2 separate regions of the Homo sapiens genome follow, and region 2 is linked to region 1. A link is an interaction called in ENCODE POLR2A ChIA-PET data of the cell type or tissue named here. Cell type or tissue: OCI-LY7. All regions are shown on one strand.

Region 1 (4,000 bases):
GGCTGGTCTCAAACCCCCGACCTCAGATGATCCATCCGCCTCAGCCTCCCAAACTGCTGGGATTACAGGCGTGAGTCACTGCACCCGCCTAATTTTGTATTTTTAGTAGAGACACGGTTTCACCATCTTGGCCAGGCTGCTCTTGAACTCCTGACCTCATGATTCACCCGCCTCGGCCTCCCAAAGTGCTGGGATTACGGGCATGAGCCGCCGCGCCTGGTCAATTTTAGGTTTAACTTCCTAAGGACTCACTCTGCTGTTTCCACAGCCTGCCTTCTTGAATCTCTCCTTTGTGGCCACCGTCCTCATTTCCCTCCCTTCTCCCTGCTGACTCCTCCTCTGCGTCCTCTTCCTCCCTCTGCCTTTTGATCACCAGGGTCCCTCTTTTTCAGTCTCTTTCTAAAGAGCCACAGCTCTAGCTCTGGCTGGCCCTCATGTGACTTGGGCGGCAGCCTCCTTTCAAATTCCCACTTACCCCCCAAATGGCTCCATTCCTACCCCCAGTGCCTGGAAAACCTCCTACTGTCTTTTCTGTCGCAGCCCCCGAAGGTTTTTTTGTGTCTCTGGTTTTCATCCTCCTGTAAATATAAACACGTCAGGACAGCCTCTTGGCCTGGCTGAGCCTCCCTCTTTCTCCTGCATCTGGCCTCCCTCAGAGGAGGCAGAGGTGGGAGCCAGGCCAGAGATGGGGGTGGAGCTGGGGAGTGGGGAGCCAGGCAGTACAGGCTGTTCCAGCTCCCACTGGTAGGTACATTGAGGGAGGGAGAGAGGGGGTGTCTCATCTTTTATTTTGGAGCTTGCACCTTTGTTCTGACATATCTTGGGCAAGAAAAGATGAGAGCCAGCCCAGTGGGGGTCTTTCCAGGTATCTGAGTAAGCATCGTACGCTGCCCTGCTGGCCCTGACACCCCAAAGAGGATGCTATAAATCCAGGCTCCTGTTCCCTAGACCTGGGGGAGCCTTGGGGGATGGGATCCCCCATCAAATCCAGAGGTGAAACAGCCCAGGGTTCCCCACTCTTCAGAAAGGCTCACCACGCACAGTTTTGCATAGTACATGAATACATGCTTATTTTAAAAATGTAAATAGTTATTGATCTTGTTGTCTGTTGGAAAAAGATAACACACCAAAGCATAATGTGTCCCTGGTCCCATTTTGTCATGTAAAAAAGTGGCTTAATTTCAAACAAAATGGCAAGTAAATCATAGAGCAGATAGTCTTCTCCTTCCTTCCTTCCTTCCTTCCTTCCGCCCTCCCTCCCTCCCTCCCTCTCTCTCTCTCTCTCTCTCTCTTTCTTTCCTTTCTTCCTTCTTTCCAGGTCTGCACTACCATGCCCAGCTTTTATATATATATATAAAATATATATATATAAAAAATATATATAAAATATATATATATAAAAATATATATGTGTATATATATATATAAAATATATATATGTGTATATATATATAAAATATATATATGTGTATATATATATAAAATATATATATGTGTATATATATATATATTTTTTTTTTTTTGAGATGGAGTTTCACTCTTGTTGCCTAGGCTGGAGTGCAATGGTGCGATCTTGGCTCACTGCAACCTCCACCTCCTGGGTTCAAGTGAGTCTCCTGCCTCAGTCTCCCGAGTAGCTGGGATTACAGGTGTCCACCACCACACCTGGCTAATTTTTTTATTTTTAGTAGAGACGGGTTTTACCATGTTGGCCAGACTGGTCTCGAACTCCTGACCTCAGGTGATCTGCCTGCCTCAGCCTCCCAAAGTGCTGGGATTACAGGCGTGAGTCACCACGCCCGGCCCCAGCTAGTATTTTTTTATTTTTTGTAGAGACAGAGTCTTGTTATGTTGCCCAGGCTGGTCTTGAAATCCTGGGCTAAAGTGACCATCCCACCTCGGCCTCCCAAAGTGCTGGAATTACAGACATGAGCCACCGTGCCTCACAGGGCAGATGGTTTTCAAATGGTCATTGGGTAAAAAGACCTCAGTCAAGGTTTGCATCCTGCTATGGTAACTGTTGTTAGCTTAGCATGACCTCGATCAAGTACCTAAAGCTCTCTGAGCCTCAGTTTTTTCCATCTCTAAAATGGGCATACTGCCACCTACTTGTAGGATTGTGTTGTGCAGGTGAAATGAGATGCTTGGGCAATGCAAACCTTGGCGGATAGAATAATATATTGCTGTTTTTAAATTTCAGGAGTCAGGGGGCCAGGGCCGTGGCTCACACCTGTAATCCCAGTGCTTTGGGAGGTTAAAGTAGGAGGATCAGTTGAGACTAGGGGTTTGAGACCAGCCCGGGCAGCATAGCGAAATCCCATCTTTAAAAAAAAAAAACAACTAGCCGGATGTGGTGGCGTGCACCTGTAGTCCCAGCTACTCTGGAAACTGAGGTGGGAGGGTTGCTTGAGTTCAGGAGGCAGAGGTTGCAGTGAGCTATGATCACACCACTGCACTCCAACCTGGGTGACAGAGAAGACCCCGTCTCTACAAATAAATAATTAAATTACATAAAATAAATAAATTTCAGGAGTCAGGACCCTTCCTCTGAGCAAGCCTCTGACAACCCCAAATGGAATCACACAGTCTCCCCTGTCCTCATGGAGCTAATTGGAGAAGATAGATGATTAAGCCAAACCGTTATAGTCAAGAATGATAGAAGGTTCCAGCCAGCAGGCTGGGGAAGATCTGAGGGGGAACAGATTACGCTCTCCAAAAAGTATCAGGGAGGGCTTCCTGGAGGAAATGGCAGCAAGTGAAGGTCTGAGGACTGAGTAGGAGCTGGCTAGGCAGATACTGCAGGTAAGCACATTACAGGCAGTGAAAGAACAGGACATCCAGAAGTCTGCAGGCTGGAGAGCTCATGGCGCCTTTAAGCAAATGGCAAATGTTCCTATGGCTGAGGTGTGGACCGTTGGGGAACACGAGTCTGGTTGGCCAAAGCATGGATTTAATCTGGAAGTTTCCAATAGTGGTGGTAGGGAGGGCAGTGATTGGCCTTCAGAAAGATTATTCAGCTTGCTGGCTGGGCGCCGTGGCTCACGCCTGTAATCCCAGCACTTCAGGAGGCCTGAGGCGGGTGGATCACATGAGTCCAGGAGTTTGAGAACAGCCTGGCCAACATGGCAAAACCCCATCTCTTCTAAAAATACAAAAATTAGCTGGATGTGGTGGTGGGTGCCTGTAATCTCAGCTACTCAGGAGGCTGAGGCACAAGAATCTCTTGAACCTGGGAGGTGGAGGTTGCAGTGAGCCGAGATTGTGCCACTGCACTCCAGCCTGGGTGATGGAGTGAGACCCTGTCTCAAAAAAAAATACATATGTGTTCAGCTTGCAGAGCAGAGATGGGCTTGGATGGGGCCAAGATGCAGGCAGGTGGCCCAGCCAGGACACCCGTGCAGATTACCTGGGGGAGCCATGACGGGGACCACCACCAGGGAAGGAGAAGGAGGGTGCAATGCACAGAAATGGAGGGTCCTTGGGGTTCAAAATTCACAGGACTTGGTGCCTGATGGGAGAGGAAGGGACAAGGAAAATGCCCTGGTCTCCAGCTCTGAAGACAAAGTGGATGATGAGAATCGAGACTCAGGAAGAGGGGGCAGATTTGCCAGCGGGTGGGGGCACAGCCTTGCTGCCTACTCACAGGCCTGCCTGCTTCCCCAGAGCCCACCGTTCCCCCATTGCCGTGTTACCTGTCCAACTGCCTGCATCCCATGGTTCTCTTTCAAAGAGGTCCAGATCCCAGGGAGGGCGCAGGGCTAAACTCCAGTCCTGGTTCTGTGATCCTTTACCCGGGACCTTCCATGACATCTGGACTAATTCCTTCACTGCTTGCATCTCAGTGTCTTTTTTCCTCATTCTGTCACCCAGGCTGGAGTGCAATGGTGTGATCTTGGCTCACTGCAATCCCCACCTCCTGGGTTCAAGCGATTCTCTTGCCCCAGTCTCCCGAGTAGTTGGGACTACAGGTGCACACCTCCATGCGCAGCTAATTTTTGTA
Region 2 (4,000 bases), 250 kb after region 1:
CTCCTGACCTCGTGATCCACCCACCTTGGCTTCCCAAAGTGCTGGGATTACAGCCGCCTGTTAATTCTTTATACACTTAAAATTTTGTCAGGTAGCTGGGCATGGGTGGCTCACGCCTGTAATCCCAAGCAATTTGGGAGACCGAGGTGAACGATCACCTAAGGTCAGGAGTTCAAGACCAGCCTGGCCAACATGGTGAAACCCCGCCTCTATTAAAAATATAAAAATTACCCAGGCGCGGTCGTGGGCGCCTGTAATCCCAGCTACTCAGGAGGCTGAGGCAGGAGAATTGCTTGAATCGGGGAGGCAGAGGTTGCAGTGAGCAGAGACTGCACCATTGCACTGCAGCATGGGTGACAGAGTGAGATTCTGTCTCAAAAACAAACACAGACACACAAAAATTTTGTCAGGCATACATATTATATATTCCCCCCTCCAAATATATATGCATATGTACATATATATATATTTAGATGAAGTCTCGCTGTGTCACCCAGGCTGGTAGAGCGCAGTGGCACAATCACAGCTCACTGCAACCTTGAACTCCTGGACTCAGCCTCCTGGCTCAACCTCCCAAAGTGCTGGGATTACTCTTGAGCCAGTTTTGAAATGAGGAATCCCTTTTCAAAACCATCTTTCAGGCTGGACAGGATGGCTCATGCCTGGAACCTCAGCACTTTGGGAGGTTGAGGCAGGAGGATGGCTTGAGCCCAGGAGTTCAAGGCTGCAATGAGCTATGATTGCGCCACTGCACTCCATCCTGGGTGACAAAGTGAGAAACCCTGTCTCAAAAAAAAAAAAAAGCGGCCAGGCATGGTGGCTAACACCTGTAATCCCAGCACCTTGGGAGGCCAAGGTGGGTGGATCATTTGAGCCTAGGAGTTTGAGGCCAGCCTGGGCAACATAGCAAAACCCTGTCTCTGCAAAAAATACAAAAATTAGCTAGGCATGGTGGTGCACACCTGTGGTCCCAGCTACTTGGGAGGCCAAGGTGAGAGGATTGCTCGAGCCTAGGAGGCAGAGGCTGCAGTGAGCTATGATCATGCCACTGCACTCCAGCCTGGGTGACAGAATGAGACGCTGTGTCCAAAATAAGAAGAAGAAAAGCAAAAAGAAAACACCATCTCTCAGCACCTCTAGCAATGCTATTTCTGCCTTGACAATTGTCCACACACACAGCCAGCATCTGATGTGAGCACATGTGGTCCGTGGGTGTCGGCTGCAGGGACAAGAGTGGGGGTTTGGGAGGATGCGTGGCAGGGCCCCCAGACTCACCCAGGACGTGTCCTTCTGCCCCGCAGCACTGACCTCATGCGCATGTGCTGGCAATTCAACCCCAAGATGAGGCCAACCTTCCTGGAGATTGTCAACCTGCTCAAGGACGACCTGCACCCCAGCTTTCCAGAGGTGTCGTTCTTCCACAGCGAGGAGAACAAGGCTCCCGAGAGTGAGGAGCTGGAGATGGAGTTTGAGGACATGGAGAATGTGCCCCTGGACCGTTCCTCGCACTGTCAGAGGGAGGAGGCGGGGGGCCGGGATGGAGGGTCCTCGCTGGGTTTCAAGCGGAGCTACGAGGAACACATCCCTTACACACACATGAACGGAGGCAAGAAAAACGGGCGGATTCTGACCTTGCCTCGGTCCAATCCTTCCTAACAGTGCCTACCGTGGCGGGGGCGGGCAGGGGTTCCCATTTTCGCTTTCCTCTGGTTTGAAAGCCTCTGGAAAACTCAGGATTCTCACGACTCTACCATGTCCAATGGAGTTCAGAGATCGTTCCTATACATTTCTGTTCATCTTAAGGTGGACTCGTTTGGTTACCAATTTAACTAGTCCTGCAGAGGATTTAACTGTGAACCTGGAGGGCAAGGGGTTTCCACAGTTGCTGCTCCTTTGGGGCAACGACGGTTTCAAACCAGGATTTTGTGTTTTTTCGTTCCCCCCACCCGCCCCCAGCAGATGGAAAGAAAGCACCTGTTTTTACAAATTCTTTTTTTTTTTTTTTTTTTTTGCTGGTGTCTGAGCTTCAGTATAAAAGACAAAACTTCCTGTTTGTGGAACAAAAGTTCGAAAGAAAAAACAAAACAAAAACACCCAGCCCTGTTCCAGGAGAATTTCAAGTTTTACAGGTTGAGCTTCAAGATGGTTTTTTTGGTTTTTTTTTTTTCTCTCATCCAGGCTGAAGGATTTTTTTTTTCTTTACAAAATGAGTTCCTCAAATTGACCAATAGCTGCTGCTTTCATATTTTGGATAAGGGTCTGTGGTCCCGGCGTGTGCTCACGTGTGTATGCACGTGTGTGTGTCCATTAGACACGGCTGATGTGTGTGCAAAGTATCCATGCGGAGTTGATGCTTTGGGAATTGGCTCATGAAGGTTCTTCTCAAGGGTGCGAGCTCATCCCCCTCTCTCCTTCCTTCTTATTGACTGGGAGACTGTGCTCTCGACAGATTCTTCTTGTGTCAGAAGTCTAGCCTCAGGTTTCTACCCTCCCTTCACATTGGTGGCCAAGGGAGGAGCATTTCATTTGGAGTGATTATGAATCTTTTCAAGACCAAACCAAGCTAGGACATTAAAAAAAAAAAAAGAAAAAGAAAGAAAAAACAAAATGGAAAAAGGAAAAAAAAAAAGAACTGAGATGACAGAGTTTTGAGAATATATTTGTACCATATTTAATTTTTAAAGTCTCTGGTATTAGCCTCATAAGTTATTGACTATTCCCCGGGGTTGGCGGGGAGTGGGGACATGAGTTGGTCTGCCTGTTGTGGGGCCGGGAAGGGGAGGGAGTCAGGCACAAGTGGCCTCTTTGTTTGGTCTTAAAGGCATCCATTTCTGGGAATGAAGCCATGTTCGCTGCTAACACTTTTGGATGTTGTGAGGCCACGTGGAGTGTGTGAGAGACTAGGTTTTATGGATGGTCTGGTTCAGGTACCAGGTCTGCTGGAAGGTTCCTGTTCGGATAAGCTGGTAGCTACCTAGCTCTGAGCCTGCCTTCAAGAACACCTGTGTTCATCCTCTGATTCTCTGTGTGTACCTCTTGTGGCGTTTCCTCTCCCGGGTGTGAACATCCTAACCGTTATTGTGCAAACCCAAGAACGTCAGATCCCAAAGCACAACAACCTGGATGGACTTTGGGAACATCTAAGCAATGTAAGAGAGAGGTGCACTGAGAGTACGTCTTGGTCCCCTCCACCCTGAGAGCATCTGACGGTCCTCAGTACTGAACTCCCGGAAGCTGCTCTGAGCCCGGTGACCTCATCTGGGCCAGGTGTGGTGCCTGAGCTGAATGCTCAGGTGCTTACAGTGTTGCAATCCCTAAGAGAGTAGAGTCTGGAGGAGAAACCGTGAAAAAGACCTTACACACCACCAAGAACTTCCGAATGGGCGTGAATCCACCGTTTCTTCTCTTTGCAAAAAGAACCACCACAGCTGCTCAAAGAACACAGTGAACTCATCACTTTGGTTCATCAAAAAATCATCGCCCATGCGTTATTCCTGAGTGCATTTTCTTACAACTTTTTGACTGCTTCCTTTTCTTCTTCTCTTAAGAGTTGTGGGCTTAAGAATGGGATAGAGTCATAATGGCAACCTCCAAGCCCTCTCAATTCTTGATTAAGAACACAGGTAGACATGAATCCCAATTGTCTATTGCTATCTTATTTATATGATTCGGGAAAATACAGCATGTAAAAATATTGCTGAGGAGCCTCAGTGATTGGGTACAAGAAGCAAGAGTACAGAAATTATTTTTGCCAAATTTATTTTGTAAATATGAGGGTCTGTACCTAAATTTAAAAAAAAAACACGTAGAACTAGGTATTTTGTTCTCTTCTTAGTAAATTTGTAGTGGTTGTATACTACACTAGCTGCAATTTTCACATTTTTCTAATTCAGAAAGGTTTTTCTTATATTAGGGGAAAAAGTATTTATTTTAATATATAAAATCACTCTGAAAATCACTCTCATAAAAAATGGAGCGCATGTAAATTTTTATCAAAGAA

Evidence for each region. Peaks named below come from ENCODE experiments on the same cell type or tissue, not always from the same donor. Only the 100,000 strongest peaks of a DNase experiment are listed, where the experiment ranks them.
Region 2: POLR2A ChIA-PET joins it to region 1 with 8 read pairs; 5 of 35 experiments call an interaction of 5 or more read pairs at or near these places.

The regions. Positions count from the first base shown.
Region 1 is chr19:7,365,270-7,369,269 of GRCh38, reverse strand. The region is part of intron 2 of ARHGEF18 (Rho/Rac guanine nucleotide exchange factor 18); the gene reads right to left. Among named protein-coding and RNA genes, the nearest start is that of ARHGEF18, 18 kb to the right of the region's middle. In OCI-LY7, a CTCF peak has its summit at 2,100; DNase peaks (open chromatin) are centred at 2,089 and 2,369; H3K27ac peaks cover 1,124 bases.
Region 2 is chr19:7,114,712-7,118,711 of GRCh38, reverse strand. INSR (insulin receptor) reads left to right here. Exons shown (of 22, transcript NM_000208.4): 22 at 1,302-4,000. The coding sequence ends at 1,656. Among named protein-coding and RNA genes, the nearest start is that of ZNF557, 47 kb to the right of the region's middle. In OCI-LY7, no CTCF peak of the experiment used is centred here; no DNase peak of the experiment used is centred here.